Linked DNA regions of Homo sapiens: all the other regions are linked to region 3. A link is a contact called in ENCODE Hi-C or POLR2A ChIA-PET data. All regions are on one chromosome and are shown on one strand. Each heading gives the region's core, a stretch centred on a gene start or an enhancer-like site at or near the end of the contact. The rest is flanking DNA. Distances are from core to core; before and after follow the strand shown. Region 1 holds the start of TRIM69 (tripartite motif containing 69). Region 2 overlaps SPG11 (SPG11 vesicle trafficking associated, spatacsin). Region 3 overlaps PATL2 (PAT1 homolog 2).

Region 1 (3,372 bases), core at 32-2,531, 54 kb before region 3:
GGGCAGTTTTTATGAAGAATTAACTTTGAGAGCAGAAAAATACAGTTCATCCACAGAGACAAACTATATAGCACAGCCAGCTTAAACCTAAGAGCAAGACACACTCCTGCTTCACGAGTCAAGCCATTTGCACATAAGAAGGCAAGATTCTGAACTTTCTGACTTCTTGGAGCTTCCCAGAGTTGAAAGAAATTTTAAGCCATTTAATTCACTCCTTTCCAACCTCTGCCTGAACATCTGAAGTAATGGGAAACTCACTATCACACAAACAATTTTTTTACTATTATGGAAAAGTGTCTATTTTCACTGACTTGGCCTTAAAGTAATAAGAATATAGTAGGTTTAGGCAATAGTGTTTATTTTTGCCCTAGAAATTATAAACAAAATGCTTATAGCCCTGTTTGCTTCAATAGCTAAGCACAGAGATGAGTAGCAGCAAACCTAAAGGTCCTATGATAGAGGAAATTAGAAACTGATCTTAATGATTAATATAATGAAATTAAACTTTATAAGAAGTGGAAACTAGTGGAAATGGATGATAACTCAGGATTCAAGGGCCCCTGAAAAACCCTTAGTGAGTTTTTCAAGCTTTCATGTAGTAAATAACCATTTTCTTTTGTTTGACAATCAGGAAAACACTAAGTTCAGAAGAACATAACTTCCTTTATTTTAGCTCTGAAGAGGTCTTAAAGGAAGAATTCAATTAAAAATGTTTACTATCTAAGTATCAACTCTGCCTTAAATATAAAATAATCAAATGTGAAGGTATTGTAAGCAAACCAAGTTATACATAATAATTTTTAAATCTAAAATAAAATGATTACATTGATAATGAAAGTAAATTGTATATAGTATATAGTTTATTTTTTCTCAAAATGTTTTGGTGGATTTCATTACTTTCCTACCAGCTTCTCTAGTATAAATTATCAGTTATTCCAAGGCTTGGAGAGAGTATAGTAGCTACCAGCTGTCACAAGTTAAATACTTCCCTTCATGAATTTCCTTTTGTGCTCCTAAATCCATATCCTCTTCTATGATCCTGTTTTCCACACTATTCCTAGAAGCCCTGCTAAGTTAAAAAAAAAAAGGGTCACTCACCTCCATGAAGCTTCAGCCCACCAAGGGGCAGAGGCAGGCACTTGAATCAGAGCTCAGCAGGCCCAGGATGGCTGCAGACTGGGAGTCAGGGACCTTTTAGTTTTCAAGGAATGGGCTCAGAGCATGATGGAAGAAAGAAAAGTTCAGGAGCTGGAGAGAAGCAGCAAGGCCAGAGTGAGGTCTGGCAGATTCCGTGACAGTTTGTCAGTTAACTTTGATCATCATTTGCTTAAGAGAAAGAGAAACCCTCATTAGAATACCCTACCTGCCCAACTTTTCTTTTGTAGGAGACAAGGGCAGCTCATTTAGATTCGAGTTAGTGGTCTAATCTTAAGGTTCATAGCTCCCCATTTCTGGACTAAGGATGCTCTATGAAAGAGGAAATACACGTCAGCAGCAGCCTATATTAAGCCTAACTCATGAAAAATAACCACCTCACCCCTGTTCATGATCCCATCACACCATCAAGACACCAGCTGAGTGGCTTTAATAGAGAGCTAGTTCACCTCTCATATTCCAATGAAGCAGCCCTGATTTTATCTCTGAGACAGTAACACAGGCCTGGGAAACACCAGGCCCTAAGAAAGCAGGATGAAAAAAGCTTCATTTCATACAGCTTTCTTCAGCAGTTTTAGCTCGCAGAGAGATGTACCAACACTGTGCTCCTGAGTGACTTATAAAGAGCCACCACAGAGCCAAACAGTTTTTCTTACAGTAGTTCCTCTAACTCAATATGATTTCTTGCACGTCTAGCTCCTGCCTAGCTGTCCAGACTTAATGACCACAGCTCTTTCCCCAGTGTTTGGGATCGCCCAAATATGTCACGCTTCTGCAGCTTTGTATATGTTGTCCCTTCGGATGGGAGTTTCCCTTCCCCCACACCCCCGTCATTATCTCTTTACTAAACTCTTCCCTAACCACCCCCTCATCCCCAAACCAAGCTTTACCCACTTCCCTGTCTCTTGTAGAAGATATTTTGCTGGCTCTATACCAGAGGTTACCAACCTCAGCCCTATTGATATTTTGGGCCTGCTAAGTCTTACGTTAGAGGGGCTGTCCTGTGAATTTTAGGATATTTAGCAGTGTCCCTGGCGTTTACACACTAGATGCCTGTAGCCACCCCCCCCCCACCAAACCCAGTCATAACAAAAATGTCTCCAGTCATTGCCAAATGTCTCCTGGGGGCAGGGGTTGGAATCACTCCCCAGTTGAGAAACACAGCTTTACTCCCTTCCTTCCTTCCTTCCTTCCTTCCTTCCTTCCTTCCTTCTTTCCTTCCTTCCTTCCTTCCTTCCTTCTTTCCTCTTTCTTTTTTTCTTTCTCTTTCTTTCTTTCTCTCTCTTTCTGTTTTCTTTCTCCCTTTCTTTCTCTCTCTGTTTCTTTCTCTTTCTTCCTTTCTTTTTCCTCTTTCTTTCTCTCTTGCTCTCTTTCTTTCTTTCTCCCTTTCTTTCTCTTTCTCTTTCTTTCCTTCTTTTCTTTTCTTTTTTCTTTTCTTTCTGACAGGGTCTCACTATGTTGCCTAGGCTGATCTCAAATTTCTGAGCTCAAGCTGTCCTCCCACCTCAGCCTCACAAAGTGCTAGGATTACAGGTGTGAGCAACACCACGCCTGGCCTAGTTTTACACATTTCTATAGCACCCTAGATCTTTGTACACGTGGCTTTAACAGAGTGTATTCTAATTGTTTGATTGCATGTCTGCCCCTCCACTAAGTTGTGAACAAACCACAGGATAGGTAGTACTGTATCTTGCTCACCTTGGCAATACATGGCATTTGTTAGATCAAAACCTTTGTCAGATAAATGTCTATGAAATGCTGGTGATCACTTAGTCAAAAAAGTAATTTTGTTTCATCTTGATTGTTTTTGTTGTTGGCTAAAACATTTGACAATGCTTAGTATAGCTGATTTTACTAAAGCCAGCGCCTGCACATTTTTGAACCTTTAGCCTAGGGGTAAGAGTACTGGCCTAGAAGATGGAAGCCTTGTCTCTCACCACCAGAGCACTGAATAGCCTTAGCTAAGACATTTAACTCCTATGGGTGTCAGTTCCTCCTTCTTTAAAATGTGAATTCCTAAGACCCCCTTCTGTCTCTAGAAGCCTGTGATTCCAAATCCTATGTAGCAAGAAGTCTCAATCTTCACAAAGAGTACTTCAAGTCTTTTTTTCACTATTTAAAAACAGTGTCCAGGCATGGTGGCTCATGCCTGTAATCTCAGCACTTTGGGGGGCCAAGGTGGGAGGATCACCTGAGCCCAGGAGTTCAAGACCAGCC
Region 2 (3,307 bases), core at 269-2,768, 49 kb after region 3:
CAACTTTGTAAAGGATCAGACAGTAAATATTTTAGGCTTCTCAGGCCACATGCTCTTTTGTTTTTGTTTTTGTTTTTTGAGACAGCATCTTGCTGTGCTGCCCAGGCTGGAGTGCAGTGGTATGATCTTGGCTCACCACAACCTCCACCTCCCGGGTTCCAGCGATTCTCCTGCCCCAGACTTTTGAGTAGCTGAGAGTACAGGTGCCTGCCACCACACCTGGCTAATTTTTGTATTTTTAGTAGAAATGGGGTTTCACCGTGTTAGCCAGGCTGGTCTCGAACTCCTGACCTCAGCTGATCCACCTGCCTCGACCTCCCAAGCTGGGATTACAGGCATGAGCCACCACACCTGGCCATCATACTTAAAAAAAAAATGTTTATTTTATTTTTGTTTATTAAAAATATAGAATGCAGCCAGGTGCGATGGCTCATGCCTGTAATTCCAGCACTTTGGGAGGCCTAGGCGGGAGGATCCTCACCTGAGGTCAGAAGTTTGAGACCAGCCTGGCCATCATGGTGAAACCCCGTTTCTGTTAAATTAGCTGAGTGTAGTGGTTCAGACTTGTAATCCCAGCTACCTGGGACTCTGAGGTGGGAGGATCACTTGAACCTGGGAGGCGGAGATTGCAGTGAGCCAAGATGAAACCACTGCACTCCAGCCTGGGCGACAGAGCAAGACTCTGCCTCAAAAAAGACAACTGAGAATCTGGCTGGGCGCAGTGGCTCATGCCTGTAATCCCAGCAATTTCGGAGGCCGAGTTGGGTGCATTGTTCTAGGCCAGGAGTTCGAGACTAGCCTAGCCAAACGCAGTGAAACCCGTCTATTAAAAATACAAAAAAAAAAAAAAAATCAGCTGGGTGTGGTGGTGCATGCCTGTAGTCCCAGTTACTCCAGAGGCTGAGGCACGAGAATCACTTAAGCTGGGCAGGCAGAGGTTGCAGTGAGGTGAGATCATGCCACTGTACCTCAGCCTGGGTGACAGAGTAGGACTTTATATTGTACTGCCATAACATTTTAATTCAAATAGAATATAACTGAATTGTAAGGGTAATCCCTAATATTTAGCTTTGAATTGTTGTAGAAATATAAAATGGTAGAGCTGAAAAGGTTTTGTAGTCTAATAACCTCCTGTTTCTATTGAAGCAGAAATTGGGCCAGGCGCAGTGGCTTGTACCTGTAATCCCAGCACTTTGGGAGGCCAAGGCAGGTGGATCATTTGAGGTCAGGAGTTCGAGACCAGCCTGGCCAACACAGTGAAACCCTGTCTCTACTAAAAATACAAAATTTAGCCGGACATGGTGGCGGGCACCTGTAATCCGAACTACTTGGGAGGCTGGGGCAGGAGAATCTCTTGAACCTGAGAGATAAAGGTTGCATTGAGCTAAGATCATGCCATTGCACTCCAGCCTGGGCAACAAGAGCAAAACTCTGACTCAAAAAAAAAAAGAAAGGAAAAGAAAGGTTACAGAGTCTTGCCCCAGATTGCATAATCAGTCATTGTCAAAATCCTCACTGGAGCCCATGTACTCATGCAGTCTTTTGCCTCCTGTAGTCTCACCACATTAAATTCTAAAGTTTGTTTAAAAATCTGAATCCTGATTTTTTTTTCCTATTGTAATTTTTTTCTGATTTTTATTTTCCTCCTCATTTCAGGCCGGGATAGAAAATCGTCAGCTGGACACAGTAAATTTCTTTTTGAAGAGCAAGGAAAATCTTTTTAATCCATCCTCAAAATCTTCTGTATCTGATCAGTTTGATCACTTGTCATCCCATTTATATTTAAGAAGTAAGTGGAATAAAGATTTCTACATTTGTATTTATCATTTGATCTTCTTAATAACTTTCAAAGTATGATGTTGTGTTTTCTGATGACTCATTTACTTGCCAAAACTTAGTCATGGGATTTTACGTACTTTTTGGAAACTTTCTTTTTTTTTTTTTTTTTTTTTTTTTTTTTTTTTTTTTTGAGACAGAGTCTCACTCTGTTGCCTAGGCTGGAGTGCGGTGATGACAGCTCACTGCAGCCTCACCTCCTGGACTCAAGCAGTCCTCCCACCTCAGCCTACTACAGTAGCTGGGACTACACGTGTATGCCACCACACTCAGCTATTCTTTGTAGAGAATGGGGTCTCACTGTGTTGCCAGGCTGGTCTCAAACTCCTGGGCTCAAACAATCCTCTGCCTCCCAGAGTGCTGGGATTACAGGCGTGAGCCACCATGCCTGGACAACTTTGTGGAAATTTGGCAGTGTTATCAGATTCTATAAATGTCCCCATACTATGTGGGGTATTTATTGCTCATATCTTTTACTGTACTCTGTATTTTTATTATGCAAGGAAGAGGCAATCTTTCAAATTCAAGACAGTTTTATACACAACAGAAAAACATTTATTTGGAAAATTGCCTGCCCTTGCAACCATCTGAGATGTGTATTGACAGTGTGGCTTTCTGAGTTGTGGATTAGGATTTGTTATAAGAATTTTTGGTGGGATGCAGTGGCTCGCCCTGTAATCCTAACACTTTAGGGGCCAAGGTGGGAGGATCGCTTGAGTCTAGGAGTTTGAGACCAGTCTGGGGAACATAGCAAGACCCCATTCTACAAAAGAATTTTAAAAATTAGTTGGGCATGATGACGCATCCATAGTCCCAACTACTTGGAAGGCTGAGGCTGAGGATTGCTTGAGTCTGGGAGGTCTAGGCTGCAGTGATCTATGATTGTGCCACTGCACTTCAGCCTGGTTGCAAAGTACGACTCTCAAAAAAAAAAAAAAAATTCACCCAGACTTCTCTGCTTTTTTGCCATATTACCAACACTTTTCAAGATTTTGGCTTTCCTTTTTAATAAATAGGAAGCCTAACTTTTATTCTTAGACCAGGTAGCCATGTAAATTCTCTCCTTAGAACAACAGGGTAATAAAGTATATTTTCCCCTTGTTAAATAAAAATTACTGGAAACCATTGTTTTGGTGTGAGCTGTACTAGGCCCCATCAGACCAGAACAGAAATCAAAATGGAGTCAACTATGCTAAAGTTCCATAGCATCAAACTTAAAATAAGGTGGTCTTCTGACATTGGGAGAAATTAGGAGAGAGCCAATAATCCCAAACAGTCCAGTTTCAATCTTCAATCAGCGTGATAATGACGTTCCTCTGATATAATCCTTATGTAAAAGAAGTAATGTAGGCCAGGTGCAGTGGCTCATGGCTGTAATTCCAGCACTTTGGGAGGCTGAAGCGGGAGGATCTCTTGAGCCCAGGAGTTTGAGACTAGCCTGGGTAACATAGTGAAACCTTACCTCTACAAA
Region 3 (3,534 bases), core at 370-2,869:
TTCGGGTACACCAATCAAATGTAGATTTGGTCTTTTCCACATAGTGCCATATTTCTCAGAGGCTTTGTTCATTACTTTTCATTTTTTTTTTCTAATCTTGTCGTCTTGCTTTATTTCATTAAGCTGATCTTCAATCGCCGGTATTCCTTCTTCTGCTTGATCAATTCAGCTATTAATACTTGTGAATGCTTCACAAAGTTCTTGTGCTGTGTTTTTCAGCTCTATCAGGTCATTTATGTTCTTCTCTAAACTAGTTATTCTAGTTAGCAATTCCTCCAACCTTTTTTCAAGCTTCTTAGCTTCCTTGCATTGGGTTAGAACATGCTCCTTTAGCTTGGAGCAGTTTGTTATTACCCACCTTCTGAAGCCTCTTCTGTCAATTCATCAAACTCATTCTCTGTCCACTTTTGTTCCCTTGCTGGAAGGAGTTGTGATCCTTTGGAGGAGAAGGGATGTTCTGGTTTTTAGAATTTTCAGCCTTTTTGTGCTGGTTTTTCCTCATCTTCATGGATTTATCTACCTTTGGTCTTTGATGTTGGTAACCTTCGGATGGGGTTTCTGTGTGGATTTTTTTTTTTTTTATGTTGATGCTATTCCTTTCTGTTTGTTAGTTTTCCTTCTAACAGTCAGGCCCCTCTGCTGCAGGTCTGTTGGAGTTTGCTGGAGGTCCACTCCAGACCCTGTTTTCCTGGGTATCACCAGCGGAGACTGCAGAACGGCAAAGATTGCTGCTTGTTCCTTCCTCTGGAATTTTTGTCCCAGAGGGGCACCCACAAGATGCCAGCCGGAGCTCTCCTGTATGAAGTGTCTGTCGACCCCTGCTGGGAGGTGTCTCCCAGTCAGGAGGCATGGGGGTCAGGGACACACTTGAGGAGGCAGTCTGTCCCTCAGCAGAGCTTGAGCACTATGCTGGGAGATCCGCTGCTCTCTTCAGAGTCAGCAGGCAGGAATGTTTAAGTCTGCTGAAGCTGTGCCCACAGCTGCCCCTTCTACCAGGTGCTCTGTCTGTCCCAGGGAGATGGGAGTTTTATCTATAAGCCCCTGACTGGGGCTACTGCCTTTCTTTCAGAGATACCCTGCCCAGAGAGGAGGAATCTAGAGAGGCAGTCTGGCTACAGCAGCTTTGCGGAGCTGCAGTGGACTCCACCCAGTTTGAACTTCCTGGTGGCTTTGTTTACACTGTGAGGTGAAAACCACCTACTCAAGCCTCAGTAATGGCAAACGCCCCTCCCCCCACCAAGCTCAAGTGTCCCAGCTTGACTTCAGACTGCTGTGCTGGCAGTGAGAATTTCAAGCCAGTGCATCTCAGCTTGCTGGGCTCTGTGGGGGTGGGATCCACTGAGCTAGACCACTTGGCTCCCTGGCTTCAGCACCCTTTCCAGAGGAGTGAATGGTTCTGTCTCGCTGGCATGCCAGACGCCACTGGGGTATGAAAAAAAAAACTGCAGCTAGCTCAGTGTCTGCCCAAACAGCTGCCCAGTTTTGTGCTTGAAACCCAAGGCCCTGGTGGCATAGGCACCTGAGGGAATCTCCTGTTCTGTGGGTTGTGAAGAGGATGGGAAAAGCGTAGTATCTGGGTCAGAGTGCACCGTCCCTCAAGGCACAGTCCCTCACAGTCCCTTGGCTAGGAGAGGGAGTTCCCCAACCCCTTGCACTTCCCGGGTAAGGCAATGCCCCACCCTGCTTTGGCTCACCCTCCGTGGGCTGCACCCACTGTCTAACCAGTCCCAGTGAGATGAGCTGGGTACCTCAGTTGGAAATGCAGAAATCACCCACTTTCTGTGTTGATCTCTCTTGGAGCTACAGACCAGAGCTATTCCTATTTGGCCATCTTGCCAGCCACCGTTTTGAGATTTTTTTTATGTTTAAATCTTTGCTCCATCTAGCATTTACTTTGGCATAAATATGTCTTCAATATAGAAGTTTAACTTTCTTTAGTGAAATCTACGTATCTTTTCTTTTATGATTTCTGGCTTAGATATTCTGGTTTGTTTCTTGGAATGAAATTTCTTGGGAAGAACGTGAGGAGTGAGCTGGAGTAGGACACACCCAGGTGGCTGGCAAGAAACCCCTCTGAAGAAGTCTCTCTCTCAGGGAAAGGTCCATAATTTTCCATTCCAGTTCAGCTCAGTCAACATCTACTAAGAACCTACTCTGTTCCAGAGACTGTGTTAAGTGCCAGGGGCACAGAGATGAGGAACATCTCTGCTTGCAAGTGGGAGTGACAAATTTAGAAACAGAATGACGACACAGTGTGGTAGGTGCAATGAGCAAAAAGCATAAGGATCAGTGAGCACACATAAGGGTGCCTATCCCAGGCTGGAAGGGAAAAGCCTATCTGAGAAGGCCTCCTGGAGGAGATGAATCCTGGGCCGAGTTTGTTTTTCCCATTTGAATAACTAGAATATTAGAATAAGACCATTCAATAAAGACAATTCTGAAATCACCTTCCAATTAAAACAACTCTTACTTTGTAACTTCATGTTGCTTATATGACATAATGCACAGCATATTACCTGCTAAGATACACACTTTCAATATCATTGGAAAGACAGAACTGGAACAGAAAGCTGCCTTAATCAACAACAGAATATAGCTCCCAGACCAAGGGCGAGAGGTCTCCAGTGTAGGGACAACCTGGTGCACAGCGATTACGAGAGAAGGCTAAAGTGGAACCCTAATTTCTCCATGCAGCTAAAAGCAGTTTACTATTTCTGAAACTCAATCTAGAAGGTAGGGAACTTTAAGATAGGAGACTGGTTGCTTTCTATGACAGTCAGGGCCAGATTGTAAAGGGGCTTATGCTTTATGTAAAGAATGGGACATGAGAAACACTGAGGTGTTGTAAGTTGAGGGGTGTCTGATCTGACAAAACAACTTGGAAATCATCAGCATGAGATGAGATTGCCCAGGGATATCAGGTTGCAGAGGATTTAACCTTTGCAGATCCTTGATCCCTTTGAGGATGTGATAAAAGCTACAGATGCTCTTTCCAGAAAAACAAACATACTGAAAACCACACCAACATATACACAATTTCAGGGGATCCTCAGATTAAGAATATTTGATATATAGAGGACTGAGAAGTAGCCTGAGGAAGCGGATATTCAAAGGATGGGAAGAAGATGAGGGGAGCAGGAAAAGGGCCAAAGAAAAATGACCCAAGAGGTACTGGAAGAGCCAGGAGACAAGTGTTGGGAAGCTGTGGGAGCACAGAGATCCAAGGAGGATGTGATCAGCAGTGTTGAATGCTGTAGAGATGTCAGCTAAGGTCAGGACTGAAACATGTCTTTTGCACTTACAGTTAAGAAATCACAGCCGAGAGAAGTGGCTCACATCTGTAATCCCAGCACTTTGGGAGGCCAAGGTGGGAGGACGACTTGAGCCCAGGAGTTTGAGACCAGTCTGGGCAAAAAAGCGAGACGCCATCTCTATAAAAATTTTAAAAATTAGCTGGGTGTGGTGGTGTATGCCGTAGTCCCAGCTACTTGGAAGGTTGAGGCAGGAGTCCAGAAGTTCAAGTTTGCAGTGAGC

What was found. A loop is a pair of places that touch in the nucleus more often than their neighbours do. ChIA-PET counts read pairs that join two places held with the same protein, here RNA polymerase II (POLR2A). Pooled maps may share reads with other maps.
Region 1: a loop to region 3 is called in a pooled map, with 2.4 times the contacts of the local background. The contact joins the promoter of TRIM69 here to the enhancer-like site in region 3. A Hi-C loop is called at or near these places in 6 of 168 maps with a recorded cell type or tissue (CD4-positive, alpha-beta memory T cell, naive thymus-derived CD4-positive, alpha-beta T cell, natural killer cell and 2 more), 3 of 37 single-sample maps with no recorded cell type and 14 of 50 pooled maps. POLR2A ChIA-PET finds 5 or more read pairs at or near these places in 33 of 52 experiments (B cell, CD4-positive, alpha-beta T cell, CD4-positive, alpha-beta memory T cell and 24 more).
Region 2: a loop to region 3 is called in a pooled map, with 2.3 times the contacts of the local background. The contact joins two enhancer-like sites. A Hi-C loop is called at or near these places in 1 of 168 maps with a recorded cell type or tissue (uterus) and 4 of 50 pooled maps. POLR2A ChIA-PET finds 5 or more read pairs at or near these places in 8 of 52 experiments (AG04450, CD4-positive, alpha-beta T cell, H1 and 5 more).

What each region holds. Positions count from the first base shown.
Region 1 is chr15:44,734,437-44,737,808 of GRCh38, reverse strand. TRIM69 (tripartite motif containing 69) reads right to left here and starts at 1,281. Exons shown (of 7, transcript NM_182985.5): 1 at 1,099-1,281. The coding sequence starts at 1,104.
Region 2 is chr15:44,631,987-44,635,293 of GRCh38, reverse strand. It overlaps SPG11 (SPG11 vesicle trafficking associated, spatacsin), which reads left to right. Exons shown (of 40, transcript NM_025137.4): 8 at 1,657-1,789. Among named protein-coding and RNA genes, the nearest start is that of SPG11, 30 kb to the left of the region's middle. Within about 2 kb of position 1,518, at least 2 of the 41 ENCODE cell types and tissues checked have a DNase peak (open chromatin) inside an H3K27ac peak, as active enhancers do.
Region 3 is chr15:44,681,101-44,684,634 of GRCh38, reverse strand. All of the region lies in intron 3 of PATL2 (PAT1 homolog 2), which reads left to right. Among named protein-coding and RNA genes, the nearest start is that of SPG11, 19 kb to the right of the region's middle. Within about 2 kb of position 1,619, at least 17 of the 41 ENCODE cell types and tissues checked have a DNase peak (open chromatin) inside an H3K27ac peak, as active enhancers do; they include B cell, CD4-positive, alpha-beta T cell, CD8-positive, alpha-beta T cell and 3 more, where a contact is called at or near this core.